Linked DNA regions of Homo sapiens: region 2 is linked to region 1. Evidence: chromatin loops called from intact Hi-C (ENCODE). Cell type or tissue: mucosa of descending colon. All regions are shown on one strand. Each heading gives the region's core, and the rest is flanking DNA. Links, peaks and the distances in the headings are about the cores only.

What was found. Hi-C counts contacts between places; a loop is a spot of excess contacts. Peaks named below come from ENCODE experiments on the same cell type or tissue, not always from the same donor. Only the 100,000 strongest peaks of a DNase experiment are listed, where the experiment ranks them.
Region 2: a loop joins it to region 1, with 12 times the contacts of the local background. A loop is called at or near these places in 1 of 110 quality-filtered maps.

The regions. Positions count from the first base shown.
Region 1 is chr13:99,991,431-100,001,054 of GRCh38, forward strand. It overlaps LINC00554 (long intergenic non-protein coding RNA 554), which reads right to left and starts at 6,479. Exons shown (of 1, transcript NR_047483.1): 1 at 3,469-6,479. RefSeq lists an enhancer at 6,090-7,035. In mucosa of descending colon, for the core only: no CTCF peak of the experiment used is centred there; no DNase peak of the experiment used is centred there.
Region 2 is chr13:99,918,998-99,928,621 of GRCh38, forward strand. All of the region lies in intron 1 of CLYBL-AS3 (CLYBL antisense RNA 3), which reads right to left. Among named protein-coding and RNA genes, the nearest start is that of CLYBL-AS3, 33 kb to the right of the region's middle. In mucosa of descending colon, for the core only: no CTCF peak of the experiment used is centred there; a DNase peak (open chromatin) is centred at 4,194.

The DNA of each region.
Region 1 (9,624 bases), core at 4,161-6,660:
AGAAGGGAGCTCAGAGCTGCTGGAGAAGGTGGGGGGTAGAAATAATAATAATGTCAGAGATAATCATCGCAGTTAACGCTCAGCGACTGGGCTGCTCCGCGGAGGCCGGCGGAGGCCTACAGAGGCTCCTGACTGGCAGAACTGGAGGTGTGGGTGTGGTTCCCTTTTCACCCCGGCTCTTATGTTGCCAGTCTCCCCCCTACCACCAGGCAAAGCCCCCCTAAACTTAGGGTCTGGAACAAGGCCGAGCCAGCGAGGGCCTGCCAGGAGCTGCGCTGGAGCCTCTCGCTGCATCCAGAGCTGGTTCTTGTTCTTTTCTCTCTCTTGGCCCACTGGGCCCACAGTGGTTAGGTGGCCGAGTGTGGTTTCCCGAAACTCTTTGGAGTCGCCTGGGTCTGCGTGCCCCTGGCCCCGTCCTCACCCCCGGGCTCGTCCCCCAGCCTCCGCCGGCCCGCCTGTGAATGGTGGATTTAATGAGCGTTTGTGTGGCGTTGGCCGGCGGTTCTGAAGATGCGCTGACCTGGAGGGAGGGCGCGAAAGGTCAGGCGCATGCCGGGCCCAACTTGGGCTCCTCCCAGGCCCACGCTGCTCCGATATTGATCCTGGGAGAAAGATAAACAGAAAAGCTGGACATTCAGTCATGAATACTAATGAGCCAGGGTAGGGGTTTTAATTGCTGTGGACTTCCTTTCTCCAGTTAATCCTTATTGCAAACTTCGCTGGAGTCAGCTTTCTCGGGCCTCCCGCCTCCTTGTATTTTCCTGTGAAATACCCAGGCGAAAGAGACCCGTGACAACTTGACTTTCTCCTCTTCGAGAGGCCCGTGTGAGCTCGAGAGCCCACAGCCCGTGTTTCCAGTGTGACTCTGTTTACTAATTATGGAAATATAGGGATCCTATAAAATAAATTGTTTCAATATGGCTTTGGCGAGTCTGCTTCTTGACTTCTTCACCCTTATTGTTTCAAAGACTTCGTGTGTCCTTGGCCTTTAAACTTCCTCTTGACAATTTCATCTTTTCTCCCGCCACGGAGCTCCTTTCTACTCCAAACGGTGCATTTTTTCCCCAAATGTTCACGTTTCTCAAGTCTCCAGGACTTGGCACTGGCTTTGCCAACCGCAGTGTCTAAGTATTTCAACCTAGCAGTGAATTCTTAGGCAAGCTAATTTACCACGTTACACAAATTTTGTGGTTTCTTTGGTACCTACAAGCAACATTGTAATATGAGACAGGAATCTAAAAGAATTGTCAGAAAGATTTCTGCCTCCATTCTTGATATGCATTTGATAACTTACGTATAATCACTTTTATAAAAATAAAGCCATTCTTGAGTGAGCTTTTTCTTGAAACTGCATTAAGTCGACTGTAAATTCTATAAAGCAGTTTTGGCTGTGTGATCAGGAGAGAAATATATAAGCCCATTTTTGTGACAGACTAGGTAGAAATGCGTTGAAACCCAAGCCAGAAAAAAAAAATCAGTTGTGCTAGAGAAATTTCCATTATTCTGATCCTTAAAGTTTTGAACAAAATAAGCCTGTATTTCACTTCATTGTCAATAGGTCCCAGCATTGAAATCTCCTGAGGATTCTGTTTCACTTACACTTTTCAGTCCAAACTTTTTTTTCTTTGCACAATGATTTATTATGTAGGTAATTTTAGGGGATGCAGTTTACAGCTTGAATTATTAGACTGAACACCTCTGGCTGACACCACGACGCCTTTTTTTTTTCTGCCTGCAGCTGTGAGTCACAACCCCATTTTCATACCCAACCGCTGCACATTCCTTCACAATGTATACTTCCTTCTTGCAAAGATCAAACATGCTTTGGTCAAAGTGTTTATTTTAAAATACAGGAAAATTAAAACTAAACACAGCTCTACTGAAAAATCCCCAAATGTATCATATTTTCCTCCTCCTGTGCCCACAAAAAAATTAACAAATTGCACCACTTTCTGGGGTAAAAAAAATGAATTGAAGGAGAACACACAGACACATAGAGACATAGTGTTCATTTTAGTGTTGAAACACACCAGAAAACTTCCCACTTCCATTCATATTTGGATTCCTGTTTGGATGTCTAGTTTTTACTATAAAAAATATCACAAACCAAACAACAACAACAATGTATCATTAAAAAGATGCTGACAGTTATGTATTTTATTCACCAACCTACACACTCCTCATTCCTACTTCATTTTTCCCCTCCTAGTGTTTTTCTTGTAATTATATCTTTCAGATTGTAACTTTCAGGGGAGAAGTATATTTTGAAATATTTTCTAAATAGAAAACAAAAGGTCTCAGTAACTCAGAAATAAGTTAACAATTCCTAAGCATCTCTGTGGGTCTTTGGCATGTGTGTGTGTTTTCTTTTTCCTTTCAAATTAAGATGAAAAAATTATAAGGGAGAATCACTCCATCTCAGCACCTAAATCCTGTAAAGTGGACTTTAACTGCAGATTTTGGTGGACAAGCTGCCCTTCTGCAGCACACTCTCTAACTGCATATTTCAGCTTCTCGATGCTCCCACTTGAAAGAGACATAGACCTCAGCCACCTCCTCTCTGAGGCAATTTACTCAGCTTCTCCAATCACACAGTTCTTTAACGGGGCAGAAATTGTTGGGTTGTTTTTAATCAAGTTTGGAAGCTGAATCTCTTTCCCCTGATGACTGTGCCCAGGGGTGGATCCGGCTGAATGTCTGGCGCTGCGGGCAGCGGGCTTGGCCACCCGTTTTTCAGACACAACACCAGAGAATGGCACTGAAATAATCGCGTGTAGCAGAAATGTTTAAAAACATTAACCTCTCTTATTTTCTATACTTGTGAATTAAAAGGCAAAAGAAGCTGAAAGGAAATCTGAAATGATACTCATTTACCTACTGAAGGCAGACCAAGAAACTGTAAAGATGCTTGATGCTTTGAAAATGTACTCTGTAAAATCTTTCAAATTAGATGCTGCTTAAGATCAATGGCAGTAAAAATATTTTTATGGTTTGATTGGTTAAAACATTTTTAGATATTAGTGATGATAAATTAACAGATCAGAAGTTTCTTTCTAGGAACAATTTGGGAGGGATATAGAAAGTAATCTAGTAATCTAATAATACTCTTCCTATTGTTTAAAGGGAGACAAATTATAGTACATACTATGTGGACTTTTTTAAACTTTAGATCAATAAAAATATTTGGCTTTCATATACTATTGAAAATTCTTTGCGAAAGTGGAGAATCAAGGATTTTAAAGACCAAGAACAAAACAAAGAATCAGATTACAGTCTTCCTCTAAAATACACTTCTTCCTTTGCTGGGTTTTCAAATGATATCATTGGTGATTCTTTGTTTATTTGAACAATCTCTTGAAATTAAAATGGATTGAATATTTCCCTCTAGGTAGTTCAACTTCAGACACACAAATATTTCTAAAAGTTCTAAATGTAAATCAAAGACTTTATAAAGCTTCAGCAACAACATTTCATATCATGGCAAAACCAATTTTATTGTGACATTCCTCTCATATCTGGCAGATTATCAGACACATCAAAAATTCTCACCTTGAAAATGCACTCTTCCAAAAATCATATACATTGGAGAAACTAATTTTTATAATGTGTAATTTGTGGTTTATTATCTCATTTCTGTTTTTAAATCCAAGTGAATTAATTTAAAAAGTAAATTTGGATTAGAGGGGAGACATTAGTGAAAAGTCTTATGTATTAATCAAATTCTTCTCAACTACCTCCAGTATGCACACACATCATTCACACACACCCTTCTTGAGAAGAAAAAAAATGTTCCAGCTGAAGAGAACAGTCATATCAGCCATTTGGCTTCAAATGCCTTATACAAAAGTTTAAAATAGCTATTTTGTAATATGGCAAAACTATCGTTTAATGTTTCAGGGTAACATTTTTCTAAATCTTCATGTGATAATTTACTTATTCAAAAATGTAACAAATGATTGACTTTATTGGGCAAAATATTGCTCTACATATTTGTTAAAGTAGATATCTCACATAGGGTGCCATTGTAACTTATGTAAGTCTCTTTTCCGTACAATTGTGTTCACTTGTAGGTAATCTACTATTCTCTTGTGCCTCCAACATTGTTGCACTTGAAAGTTGAATGTTGAGGACTCAAGGTTGGAAACCAAATCGAGTGCCTTGTGTGGAAGCAAAAGATGTTTTCCTCTGACAGATGCTACTTTGGGTGTCTTTTCTGCTAAGCAGATCTCCGCGTTAAATTAGCCTAATCATTTGCCTCTCTGTTTTTTCTAAAGGTCTGTGGTCCAAGTAGCAGTCATTCCTGCAATAGACGATAGGTTCTGTTCGGTAGCGGGAATGTCCTGTTTCTTTGCTTTAAGTTTCACTTTGTGATTAAAATGCAATAAAATAAGTCTGGAAAATCATTTTTAAGAGAACACTTTCAAGAAGCACTTCCTTTCCTAGTGCCAGACAACGGTGCTCCCCAACCACTTGGCTGGAACGCTTGCTTTCGATTTGTTTGTTTCGCGCATTTCCCTAAAGAGCCGGGCTCTTTGCGCTGTTTTAATTCTGCTTTAAAAATGCATCGCTTCTGCCCTGAATCCTTCTCTGAAACAAATTCCTATCGAAAGTGTATCAGATTCGTTCCAAATATGGGATATGGATCAATATTCCCATGCTACAAATATTTTTTAAATTGTTTTTGTCGTAGGAGTCCACACTTTTGCAATATATTTTTAATTGAAGTAGGGTTGCCTGTTATTTCTCATGATACACAAAAAAGTAGCAATTACCGTCTGCTTAGTCCTTCCTTTATTATTATTTTTAGCCCGTGTATCATTACCTAACTGGTATGCGTTCTTCTGCCCAGCTCCTGATGATCTAGTTGAATTCTAGACATTGTGCCAAGAAGTGTATTTGAAGCAGATAAGTACGTATAATACAAATGCGTCTTGTTAGACCTGATGGATGCTATTTTTCTTTTAATAGGTTTGTAGCAAACTAACACAATAACACAATGTATTCCTTTTCAAGATACATTGTTGAAACAGGTCTATTAAGAGCGCGTTGAGCTATTTCTCGCTTCCATTGAACAGTCTGTTGCTCAAACACAACAGCCAACAAACGCCAGCTGCCTCAACAAAAGTAGAAACCTAACCCTTTTATGTAATGTTTTAACAGAAAGGGTAGCTCTGTTTAATTAAAAACATTGATGATTCAGTGAAACAATAGAAACTCAAGTTCAAGTGGTGCTCTATTGATTTAAGATGATTTTTTACTAGCAATGGGTATAATTCATTTTTTTTCCAGTTCTCTCTTGTGTAAAGGGGTTCCTTCTGGGGGCATTATTTGGGTGAATAGGAAAAGACAGAGATGGCTATTGCCTTAGAAACCTGATTAACGTATATTGCTTTGAGGGTAAGGTGTTTAATTTATAAGTGCACCCCATATTTTTTGTCAGTTTATTCGCGGTGGGGAAGCTTTGAAAGTAGCTCCTCTCAGCAGGTTAAAAAGTGAAGTCTGCGTCCTGGCATTTAAATGTCTTTGTTATTGTGTCAGGCAAGTTGTTGAAAACTGCATGCCCGGAATATTAAGGTTGGGCGGCTAGAGGAGGCAAGTTGTGTGTGTGTGTGTGTGTGTGTGTGTGTGTGTGTGTGTGCGCGCGCGCGCCCCTGGGCGCAGGGCTGTGTGTGCGAGGACAATTATTTTCATCAGCTGCTTGCTAGCCCGCGCCCGACTGCTCCTCTTTGCAGAACCGACGGGCTTTCAACTCTGGAAGTGAAGCAGGACGAATTCCTCCATGGAGACTCCCTCCTTGGGAACGTCGAACTCTCTCTGCCTTGGGGAGTGGGGCTCGATAAAGGGTACCTAGGTCGCACCCTGGCAGGGGAGCACTAGAGGGCCGCGAGGTCCCGGGTTTCGCCATCCTGAGACCCCCGCGCGGATGGCCCAGGAGGGGCGCGGCGGCCCTGAGTCAAGGTGGGCGGGGGCAGGTGCTTCCCTCCACCGCGTTGTCCTATGCCGGCGCGGTCCCCACCGCCCGACCTAGCCCGGCGCCGGCCGAGCACGGCGGCCGCGCTTCGCACTCCTTCCTCCCACCGGGTCCGCAGGCCCGGCTTCACGATTCCCGGGCCCTCGGGCATGTGAGGGACTTGAGTGAATGCAGCTCCCTCAACTCACTCCCGCAAAACCACAGCCAAGAGGGCCTTAAGTCAGAGAACCCGGCCTAGGAGCCTCCCCTAGAGCCTCGGCGCGGGCCCCTTCCCCTTCCCCACATCGGTCGGCCGAGGGAGCCTAGAGCCGGTGGGAGACGGGCAGCGGCCTCTCCTGATCCTTTCCTGCGGTCATACAAGTTCCTAGGGTGGGCCGAGGACAGAGCGCCTCAGGCATCGTCGGCTTCCCACGGCTGCGGCCCAGGCCCAGCCTGCGGCCTTGGAGCCATTCGCTCCAAGCCCCGACAGGCCGCGACCGCCTCGAGGGCCGCACTTCCGCCTGCTACCGACTTTCCGCGCACCCAGGGGTCAAAAGGCACGGCCCGCCTCTACCCACTTCCGGGGTCCGGCCTCCCCAGGTCCGGCTGGCCCCCACCCAGCCCAGGGCCCCTGTGGGTCCCGGAAGCCGGAGGACCGCTGAGACCGAGGCCTGGAGCCCGTCGCCCTCCGGGCCCACCTTGGCGGATGACAGTCGGGGAGGCCGAGGCCAGAAAGGGACCCGCGGGGGAAACGTCCACAGGGGCCCCTTAGGCCTACAGTGAATTATTTAAGCTGTTCCTGGTGTTTAAAGAGGTTTTTCAGTTTTTAAAGAATGTTGTAAAAAAATATCAGTCCTTGTTAACTCCCTCATTACATGCTTTTTTTCCCTCAGCTGAACAAGCTCTATTTCCTGAGTCGCAGGAGTAATGTAAGTGTTTAAACGTGTGTCAAGTGTCTTATAAATAATACAAATTCATACAGAAGAGGAGGAGATTTAACTGATACCTGAAGGACTTGGCATAGCCACATTTGCTGTGCGGTTGTTTTTGGACAGGGACGTGTGGTCGGGAAACCGCCCTGACAGCGCCTGGTGGGGCTCTGTCCTCAGCTCAGCCCTGTGAGTCTGTCCCCACCCCTGTCTAGGAAAGCCCAGGAGGAGTTTGACCAGTTCGTGAGAGACGGTCCAGTGGTCTGCAGTTTCTATACTAGAGCGTCTATACTCAACTCAGTATTTTGGAGTTCCTTTTCTTATTTTTTATTTTTATTTTTTGAGACGGAGGTCTCACTCTGTCGCCCAGACTGGAGTGTATATAGTGGCTCAATCTCGGCTCACCGCAACCTCTGCCTCCCTGGTTTAAATGATTCTCCTGCCTCAGCCTCCCGAGTTGTTGGAACTACAGGCACCCGACACCACACCTGGCTAACTTTTGTATTTTTAGAAGAGAGACGGTTTCACCATGTTGGCCAGGCTGGTCTAGAACTCCTCACCTCAGGTGATCCACCTGCCTCAGCCTCCCAAAATGCTGGGATTACTGGCGTGAGCCACCGTGCCCAGCCCTGGAGTTGTTTTTCTGTCTTTTCCTTTCAGCCTCCTATCCTTTCTCCATTTTTCCTTTCTGGTCTTTCTCCTTCAAAGTGTCTGCTGCTGTGACATTGCTATGACATCCCTCCCTCCTTGTTAGAATGAGGGTTAGTGCTGCTTCTGGCAAAAAAAGACAGTAAGAGGGTTGAGGTCTGGGCTTTAATTTGAGATCTGGGCCACAAAACCATTTGTATTCATTCTCGTCCCTAGAAAGCTAAAATAATAATAAGGAGGTTTGGCCATACATGGCTCACGCCTGTAATCCCAGGACTTTGGGAGGCCGAGGCAAGTGGATTGCCTAAGGTTGGGAGTTCGAGACCAGCCTGAGCAACATGGAGAAACTCCGTCCCTAACTAAAAATACGAAATTAGCTGGGCCTGGTGGTGCATGCCTGTAATCCCAGCTACTCCGGAGGCTGAGTCAGGAAAATCACTTGAACCTGGAAGGTGGAGGTTGCAGTGAGCCGAGATTGCACCATTGCACTCCAGCCTGGGCAACAAGAGCGAAACTCTGTCTCAAAAATAAGAAGAAGAGGAAGGAGGATGTTTTCTTCTGAGGAAGGTAAGTACAAAGTATTATTTTATAGTAAAATGGTGTATACTGTGTGGAAATTAGATTAAACTTCAGCAGTACTCCCCTGCTTTAGTTCATTGGATGATATTTTTCATATTGGTTGTCATTCTGAGAAAGATTTCTCTGGACATTCTATTTCTAGCTGTTTTAAAATGTCTAAACTAGAGGGAAATGTAGGAGTTTTCAATTATTAAAATAACCAAATGCTTTTATAAAGTCAGAACTATCTTGATTTTAAAACATCATGCTCATAGTATAATTATCGTCAGTGTAGTAACAAAAATTGACTGGATTGTGGACTTAAGGAACAGGTTACAAATTCACTTCCTAAGTGGTATTCCCCCAGCAATTTTTATTTTTTATTTTTTATTTTTTAATTAATTTATTTTGAGATGGAGTCTCACTCCGTCCCTAAGCTGGAGTACAGTGGCACAATCTCGACTCACTGAAACCTGTGACTCCCTCATTCAAGGAATTCTCCTGCCTCAGCCTCCCAAGTAGCTGGGATTACAAGCACAAGCCACCATGCCCAGCTAACTTTTGTATTTTTAATAGAGACGGGTTTTCACCATATTGGCCAGAATGGTCTCGATCTCCTGACCTCATCTTCTGCCTGCCTCGGCCTCCCAAAGTGCTGGGATTACAGGCATGAGCCACCGTGCCCGGCCACAACATTCTTAATGTAAGGGTTTGAAGCCTCTCTCAATCCTTGACCAACTGTTAAATTAGGCCTGATTGTTTTGCTGTATGCATTAGCGATGCTCTTGCCCTTCTTAAAATGATACCCCAGCCTTTAGTAAAACCCCATCCGGATATTTCTAAGGTGTTCAAGAGATGTCTTAGGTATTTTTTTTTCTTTTTTGAGTTGGAGTCTCACTCTCTTGCCCAGGCTAGAGTGCAGTGGCGCGATCTTAGCTCACTGCAACCTCCATCTCCCTGGGTCATGCAATTTCCAGCTAATTTTTGTATTTTTAGTAGAGACGGGGTTTCACCATGTTGGCCAGGCTGGTCTCAAACTCCTGGCCTCGATTGAGCCCTGCCTCGGCCTCCCAAAGTGCTGGTATTGCAGACGTGAACTACTGCGCCTGGCCATCTCAGGTATTTTCAGTAGCAAGTCTGTTAGACTACTAGACTTAGTATATAATAGCATATTGCATTTTAAACCTCTTCTTGGCCCAGGCACGGTGGCTCACGCCTGTGATCCTAGCACTTTGGGAGGCTGAGGTGGGTAGATTACCTGAGGTCAGGAGTTCGGGACCAGCCTGACCAATGTGGTGAAACCCCATCTCTACTAAAAATACAAAATTAGCTGAGCATGGTGGCACATGCCTGTAATCTCAGCTACTTGGGAGGCTGAGGCAGGAGAATTGCTTGAACCCAGGAGGCGGAGGTTGCAGTGAGCCGAGATCGCGCCATTGCACTCCAGCCTGGGCAAACAAGAGTGAAACTCTCTCAACAACAGCAACAACAACAAAAACCTAAACCTCTTCTCCAACTATTTACCTTCTTCTGGTGATT
Region 2 (9,624 bases), core at 3,029-5,528, 74 kb before region 1:
ATGGTGGTGGTGCCTGAAATCCCAGCTACTTGGGAGGCTGAGTCAGGAGAATCACTTGAACCTGGGAGGTGGAGGTTGCAGTGAGCCAACATTGTGCCACTGCACTCCAGCCTGGGCGACAGAGCGAGACTCCGTCTCAAAAACAAACAAACAAAAACCAAATATGACAAACGGGGCAGGCAAATTCCCATGACTTCCTGACTAATAGAGCACCCCCAAAATACTGTCACCTTCCAGACCCTGCCCAACCTCCAAACACACAGAGTCCTCATGTTCCGTGACCAAACAGGCCACCCAGGGTTAGTCTGATCACCAGATGCTCAGGTTACAGCATTCTGCTCTCAGCAATTCCATAATTCTGGCAAGCTAAAAAGCATGTCACTCATTTAGAATTAATTTATGATTCAGATATGTATATGAATGACTTCAACAAAATGTTGGCAACTGTCTCCTGCACTTCAACTGTCCATATCAAAGGCTCAATCACTGAATTCTTCAGTATTCTTCTAACCCACATCACAATTTTGTGAGAAAAAACTGTCTTTCTTCATTTTTCCAGTAAACCAAGCTGATAGCCCAAAATGTCAAAGTCAGGTTTCTAAATAGCATCAAAACTTTCTTCCTTCCTTCCTGTCTGAACAACCTGATCCTAGACACAGCCCTGACCCCTCACTTTCTAGTCAATACTTCCTTTCAAAAATATCTCACTTCCAAGAGAACGAGGTTGCTGCTCAGCCATGAGGAACTATAAGCGCATGTTTCTTTTTCTTTTTTTTTTTTTTTTTGAGACAGAGTCTCGCTCTGTCTGTCGCCCAGGCTGGAGTACAGTGGTGCGATCTCGGCTCACTGCAACCTCTGCCTACCAGGTTCAAGCGATTCTCCTGCTTCAGCCTCCTGAGTAGATGGGACTACAGGTGTGCACCACCACGCCTGGCTAATTTTTTGTATTTTTAGTAGAGATGGGATTTCACCATGTTGGCCAGGCTGGTCTCGAACTCCTGACCTCGTGATCCACCTGCCTTAGCCTCCCAAAGTGCTGGGATTACAGGCGTGAGCCACCATGCCCAGCCTAAATGCATGGTTCTTAAATGTGTAAGTATAGTGTTACTAGACAGAAGGCCATGTGAAATAAGAAATGTGAGGTTGAGAAGGATGAGAAGAGAGCCCCAAGGTTTGCGAATTTCACTTTGCTACCCAGGAAAAATTACAAGCCCACAAAGACGTTTTATCTTAAAACCTACCACTAGTAACTCTAAAATAGCATTAATTTTTCTTAGAATATTTCCAACTGTCGTTAGAAAGGTCTTCCATCTGGGCGCTCCTTGAAAGCATGGCTCCTTGAAAGCAATGTCCGCGTTACGGGGCATTGGAGAATATTTAGACCAAGATGAGCGACTTCCTTCCTAATGAAACTGACAACCAGACTGAGTTCAGGATCACTTTACTCAAAGGATATAATCTCGGTAAATCCTTTAAGAAAGCAGTCATATCACGTTTTTATGTATTTTTGAAGTAGGAGGAAATGTTTGAATAAATACCTGAAAATCACTCATGTTGAAACCTATTTTTAAGCTAATATCTGGAGTTACAAAAAACGATATGATAGGATCCCCCAAATTTTAAAAATATAAAATGTTAAATTTTCTTTTCAGAACAACAAAATAATGTGTGGATTTACAAGTCGCAAATTTTTTAAAATCATTTTTTGTTGTTTTTTTTGTTTTGTTTCGTTTTTTTTGAGACGGAGTCTCGCTCTGTAGCCCGGGCTGGAGTGCAGTGGTGCCATCTCGGCTCACTGCAGGCTCCGCCTCCTGGGTTCATGCCATTCTCCTGCCTCAGCCTCCCAAGTAGCTGGGACTACAGGCGCCCGCCACCGTGCCCGGCTAATTTTTTTTTTTTTTTGGTATTTTTTTTTAGTAGAGATGGGGTTTCACCGTGTTAGCCAGGATGGCCTCGATCTCCTTGACCTCATGATCCGCCCACCTCGGCCTCCCAAAGTGCTGGGATTACAGGCGTGAGCCACCACGCCCGGCTTTAACCTTGTTTTTCTTTTTTTTTATTATTATACTTTAAGTTTTAGGGTACATGTGCACAACGTGCAGGTTAGTTACATATGTATACATGTGCCATGTTGGTGTGCTGCACCCAGTAACTCGTCATTTAACATTAGGTGTACCTCCAAATGCTATCCCTCCCCCCTCCCCCCTCCCCCCAATCTTGTTTTTCAAATATTTGCCAAGTTGAAAGAAGATGAAAGGCTGAGCTCCTGTCTGCAGCCATTATAATAGCATATTTTACTATTATTATTCCTAACCTTAAGCATGTACCAACTTTCAAGGGAGAGAGGAAAACGTTTGGGGAAAAAAAAAAAAAAATATATATATATATATATATACACACACACACACATATATATACACACATATATATATACACATATATATATATACAGTAGAGATTTGCAGGATGAAAATAAACACTTCTATAACCACACCTCGAAACCAATGTCTTATTCGAGTCATATATAATAAATATCATACTGTTTTCACTTGATTTGGATATCCAGACCCCAATTTTTCAAGGACCTGAAAAATTATGTATTAATAATACTAACAGTTAACAATATTCCTTATTTTGTCAATGGAAACCATTCGCATTGAGATGCTGGTGATGTTTGTTTTCATTTCCTATAATTTTAATGGCAAAAGTTTGTCCACAGTGTTAAGTTTCCTTCTCCTTTGGTATCTTTCGTTTACTTGAGTTTAAAAGTTTTACTTTTTACTCATGAGTTTTGTTGTTGTTGTTGTTTGTTTGTTTGCTTGTTTTTGAGATGGAGTTTCCCTTTGTCGCCCAGGCTGGAGTGCAGTGGTGCAATCTCGGCTCACTGCAACCTCCACCTCTCGGGTTCAAGCCATTCTCCTGACTCAGCCTCCTGAGGAGCTGTGATTACAGGTGCCCGCCACCACGCCTGGCTAATTTTGTATTTTCAGTAGAGACAGAGTTTCACCATGTTGGCCAGGCTGGTCTTGAACTCCTGAGCTCAGGTGATCCACCCACCTCGGCCTCCCAAAGTGTTGGGATTACAGGCATGAGCCACTGCACCTGGCCTGTTTGGCCATCTCTAAGTAAATAAGAAGTGTTTCCTACTTGACACTAACCTAAAACATTTTCCAACACTGGATTTTCCAAGCTTCATAACCATCAATTTGCAAATAAATCCCCCAACAATCCCATGAGGAAAAAGCCACAGGGACACATGGAAAATGACAGATATGGCGGGAGACTCGGCAGAACGGAGGTCTGCAGGAACCCCTGCTGATGGCTCTTCATTAGCCAACAGATTTTCCTCTTCAAACATAAATGCAGCGCAGGAAAACGAAGTTGAGAAATAATTGTGTATTGAATGGTATGGTGGGTTCCTAGACTCTGGCAGGACCCGAACCCCAGTGATGTCATGTTGTTCCTTGGTTGAGTAAGCTGCGTGTCACCTCCTCTTTGAAGCCTTCCCTGACCACCCTCCCCAGCCACTGCTTTGTGCTCCCACTGGACCCCGTGCAGCCTTCGCTTACAGAACCCGTGAACTGTCCGCACTCATTGGCTTCTATATTTGAATCCCTGGCTATAGAGCAAACACCTTGAGAGTGGCAGTGAGCGTCTCTGTCACTCCCCATCCACTGCCACTCCTGGTCGTCCTTGTAGAGAATGTTGAATGAACAGAAGCTTGGGTTCTCCAGAATCCTTGTTTTGCTCTCTAAATCCCATTTAGCACATTTAGCCTCGAGCTACTTGCCATTTCCAACAAGGATGAATCAAGCCTTTGGATTTTCTAACAAAGACGTGTATGGTGGGAAATACAGGCCATTGATACCCAACATCAGGGAGGAAGCCAGGAGTGAAGAAGAGCGTGGGCGTGCTGGGAGAGGGTGGAAAGTGGGCAGATGGGAGGAGGCAATGCTGAAGATGTCACTGGAGTGAGTGGAAGTCGTGCAAAGGTATGGGGAAGCCACATGGGGATCGGAGAGGGAGTGGGGGATGTTTCCCCCTGTTGCAGCTGGTGCTTCAGGCACACAGGTGTTGGTCCTGAACAACCCATACCCAGGCCGTCTGGGGCCTTCCCTTCTGCCCCGGCCTGCCTGGTCTCTGCTGCCAGAGCAAGGTCTGCAGCTTCCGATCTCCCCGCCTTTCCCAAATATGCACGCCCTGTACCGCCGTCCCAGGCTCCGTGCCAGGCGGCAGCAGCCACTGTGCTCACACTCATGTGTCGTGTCTCTCCTCCCAGGTAACTTGTTTCCGTGTTAACAGGTAATCTTCCTGCTGAGGATGTCAGGCAACATGCCAACCTGGGAACGACCACCTTTGGGGCCAGATGGACATTTTGGTGCCCATGCAATCCCATTGCCAAGGTTACCACCTGTCTTCAAATAGGGCCCACCCAACAGAGTGAAGAATCTAGCGAGCGACCACTTGGTCCTACACACTCGAAGTATGAGTTCCTTAACAGAGGGACAATTATTCAGACTGGTGTCTTTTGTTTAGAGATGGACTCTTTAATGATGCCCTTACAGCCAGCCTCCCTCAATAAGTTACCACTTCGCACCCATTCGGGTGGCTATTTTCAGAAAAATGAAAAATAAGTGTTGGCAAGGATGTGGAGAAATTGGAACCTTTGTGCACTACTGGCCAGAATGTAAAATGGTGCAGCTAGGCACACAGTGGCTCATGCCTGTATTCCCAGCACTTTAGGAGGCCAGGGTGGGAGGATCACTTGAAGCCAGGAGTTCAAGACCAGCCCAGGCAACATAACAAGACCCGTGTCTCAAAAAAAAAAAAAAAAAAAAAAAGCTGCAGCTGCTTTGGAGAATAGTATGGCAGCTCCTCAAAAAATTAAACATAGAATTACCATATAATCTAGCAATTCTACCTCTGAGAATATACTCAAAATAACCGAAAGCAGGGACTCAAACAGATATCTGTACACCCACGTTCATAGCAACATTATTCACAGTAGCCAAAAGGTAGAAGCAACCCAGGTGTCTATTGATGGATGGAGAAACAAAATGTGGTATACACATACAATGGAATATTATACAGCCTTAAAAAGGAAGGAAGTTCTGATGCACACTACAACACAGATGAGCCTTGATTGAAGACATGATGCTATGGGAAGCAAGCCAGGCACAAAAGGACAGAGACTGTATGATTCGAGTTATATGAGGTAACTATAGTAGGCAGATTCATAGAGACAGAAAGTAAGATCGTGGCTGCCAGGAGCTGGAGGAAGAATGAATGGCAGTTGTTGTTTAAAGGGAACAGAGCTTCAGTTTGGGATCATAAAAAACTTCTGGAAACAGATAGTGAGGATGGTTGCTCAACAGTGTGAATGTACGCAATGGCAATGAACTGTACTCTTAAAAATGGTTAAACTGGGTTTTGTTTGGGGTTGGTTGGTTTGTTTTGAAACAGTCTCACTTTGTCGCCCAGGCTGAACTGCAGTGGTATGATCTCAGCTCACTGCAGCCTCAACTTCCAGGCTCAGGTGATCCTCCTGCCTCAGCCTCCAAAGTAGCTAGGACTACAGGTACACACTATCATGCCTGGCTAATTTTTCTATTTTTTTATAGAGATGGCATTTCACTATGTTGCTCAGGCTGGTCTCAAACTCCTGGAGTCAAGCAAGTCACCTGCTTCGGCCTCCCAAAGTGCTGGGATTACAGGTATGAGCCACCACACCTGTTCTAAACTGGTGATTTTTATGTTATGCTTTTTTTTTTTCTTTTTTTTTTTTTTTTTTTTTGAGTGGCTCACTGCAGCCTTGACCTCCTGGGCTCAGGTGATCCTCCCACCTCGGCCTCCCAAGTAGCTGAGACCACAGGCATGCACCACCATGCTTGGCTAATTTTTTTTATTTATTTTAGAGATAAGGTCTCACTATGTTGCCCAGGCTGATCTCGAACTCCTGGACTCAAGCGATCCTCCCACCTCAGTCTCTCAAAATGCTAGGGTTACAGGTGTAAACCACCATGCCTGGCCTGTTGCAAATATTTTATCACTGTAAAAAAAATTTTTAAACATCAATACCCCTTCTTTGCAGCCCTAAACCCAATTTGACTGTCCATGTGCCCTCCCAGAGCAATCATCTGGGGCCTGACACCCCACCCACAGCCCTCCAGGTGCCCTGCCTGCCTCTAGCATGGAGTGGGCCTCTCTGCCCCATGATTCTGGCCATCCCAGCTGGGGCTGTTGCCCATCTCTGGAGGGTTGAAACCTCAGCCTTCCCCACAGACCTCGCAGTGGCCTGGGCTTCTGCCTCTGTGGCCTGTGCTCGTGCTCCAACTCCAGCCCCTAAAGCCCAGGAGTAGACCTTATGAGACACTCAAACACAATTTCCATCTTCATCCTCCGATAATGCCCTAGACATGTGTTCAGTGCTTATTATGGGTTAGGCACAGTACTGAACCTCATTTAATTCTCACAACAATCCAACAAACTAGTTCTTATTGTTACCATCATCCCATTTTACAGATGAAAAACCCGAGGCTTGGAGACTCAGTAATTTGCCCAAGGTCCCAAAGCCAGGAAGGGGCCAATTCAGGATATGAAACGAGCATTCTCTTTCATGGCCCATGTTCAGCTAGGGTCCCACACCATGAGAAATCATTCATAAACTTAAATCCTGACGGGATCATCTTAATGCTTGCCCCCACTGATGCTAACATGCATATTTAGGAGAAAAGAGAAAATGTTTGCTATACTCTGGCTAGTGCTCACTCCTGAAAAAGAGATTGCAGAAGACGAGATGCAAACTAGAAGTCCCAATCTGTATAGAAATAACAAGTCCCCACATGACCAGATCATAATAGCCCACTCTAGGAAATTCCAAGGCTACAGGCTCAAAGCTGATTATTTCTGAGTTTTCAACAACAGCTTCATCGGCCTGTTAGCCTGAAACCCCAGCATCTAATTTGTGATCTTAGGAAAGCTTGTTAGGAAAGCTAGTTAGAGGAAAGCAGCAAGTACAATCCAACTCCGGTCTTTCCCAAACACAGATCGGTGTGACCCAGCTGCCTCACCGGCGAGCAGGCAGCACGCAGGTGTTTAATTTGGAATTTGATAGCTGCCTAAATTTCAAGGTCTCCTGTAGGTGCACAAAAAGTACTCAATGGCCACTGGCAGAAATTCTTAGAAAAACAACCCTCCCCGTTGTTGGAATCACAACCGCCACTTTCACTCCCCGCCTCCCTGTCGGTGAAGAGGCTGTTTCGGCTTGAATTACGGGGGCCCGTGTGGACTACCTGCGGTACCAATACGCCTGTGACAATGGATACCCTTTTGCCGGCCATCCGGTGTTATTTCAGACACTGTTGGACAGATGGGCTGTGTTCCGAGTGGGGAAGAGTGGAAATGTTTTATAGGGCTTGTCAGCTCACTGCACACAAAATGTGTTCTGCCGCGTTTCCAGGATGGGGGCTGAATTGGGGCAGAAGGCTTCTGGATATGAAAAATGGTTTCTTCCCTGGCGTCTTCTCTGTGGTCTCTGGGCCTGGGCATCACTGTGGGGGTCTGTTTTCCGCTGGGTCCCCGCACAGCCCGCGTCTCTGCCTTGTGCTGGGCATGTGTTTGCAGCTTGGCGGCTGTTGGACACAAGACATCCATTCTCGTACTGACACAGCCCAGTGACTCACGCGGGCTGGACGAGGAAGCACAGAGCATTTGACAAGCAGAAACAACTGAATTCCTTTTGGACCGGTGAGGAAATGATACCCCAATGGGCTTATCTCACCATTTGGTTTGAAGTGGGGAGCCCCCACGAGCTCACCATGGGAGGCCACCCGCATATCATCCCAGCCAGCCACCATCATTAATTCTAAGCAGAAGAGGAGCCAGGCAGGTGTTCAGGGAGCGGCAGGAAGAGGTGTAAGGAGATGATTGTTTTGAGACCATACTGGATGTGAAAAAAATAAATCATTCAAACCAAAGACTTGAAGGGAGAGGCAGTCTCATTTGCAGTCAGGAGCATAGGCTTTGGATTCAGACAGAACTGTGTCCAGAGCCCAGCTCCGCCACTTATGCTATGGCCAAGCTACGTAACTAAGCCTCTGTTTCCATTTCTGCAAAATGGGGGCAAAAACAAGACTCCTAACTGATGAGGCTGTTTCAGGAATGAATGGACGATTGTATATAGCACATGTATGTATAAAGCCTGGCATAAACAATTAATGATAGGTATTAATCATAATAGTATTTTTTTTGTAGAGATGGAGTCTCACTCTGTCACCCAGAGTGGAGTGCAGTGGCATGATGGTAGTTCACTGCAGCCTCCAACTCTTGAGCTCAAGCAATCCTCCCACCTCATCCTCCCAAAGCGCTGAGATTACAGGCATAAACCACCATGTCTGGCCAATAATAGTACAGTTTATTTTATTTTTTTGATAAAATAAAATAAAATGGGGTCTCACTCTGTCACCCAGGCTGGAGTGCAGTGGCATGATCATGGCTCACTGCAGCCTCAGCCTCCTTGGCTCAAGTGATCCTCCCACCCCAGCTACCCCAGCCTCCCAAGTAGCTGGTACCACAGGTGTATGTCACCATGCCCAGCTAATTTTTTGTATTTTTGGTAGAGATGGAGTTTCACTATGTTGCCCAGGCTGGTTTTGAACTCCTAGGCTCAAGCAATCCTCCCGCCTCAGCCTCCCAAAGTGCTAGGATTACAGGTGTGAGCCACCACACCCAGCCCAATAGAAGTACATTTTATTTATTTATTTATTTATTTTTGAGACAGGATCTTGCTCTGTCGCCCAAGCTGGAGTACAGTGGCGCCATCTCAGCTCACTGCAACCTCCACCTCCCAGATTCTCCTGCCTCAGCCTCTGAAGTAGGTGGGACTACAGGCACGTGCCACCACTCCCAGCTTATTTTTGTATTTTTAGCTGAGACGGGGTTTTGCCATGTCCTGCCATGCTGGTCTCGAACTCCTGACCTCAAGTGATCCGCCCACCTCAGCCTCCCAAAGTGCTGGGATTACAGGTGTGAGCCACCGTGCCCAGCCTAATAGTACATTTTAAATAGAAGGAAATGAACTTTTCGTTTGTCCATTGTGCAGACAGGTAACACAGAATTCACATTGCGATAGCAAACCTAGCTCCTAAAACAGTGTGGAATCAAAACAAAGGACAGGAGGAATAAGTCCAAGTGCTGTGCTGAAGAGCACAGTGTCCATAGTCAACAGCAACCACCGCAGCCCTAAAAATCACTACGAGAGTAGATTTCAAGTGTCCTCACCACAAAAACTGATGACTATGTATTAGCCAATTTAACCATTCCTCAGTGTATACGTATTTCAGAACATTGTGCTGTACATGATGAATATATATAATTTTTGTCAAAAATAAATTTTTAAAAAACAAAACTTGATGACACCTACTGCCTCAAAACAGACTCTCACCAAGCCCCCCATGACTGTGGCCACCTGCATCAGAATACAGGTACCTGTGACACAAGGTGAGTTAGAGAACCATCTAGGGCTTCCAGGTGCCAGGACCTCACCAGACTCATTTTATTATTTTTTTTTTTTTTTGAGATAGCTCTCACACAGGCTGGAGCTAATTTTTTTTTCTTTTTCTTTTG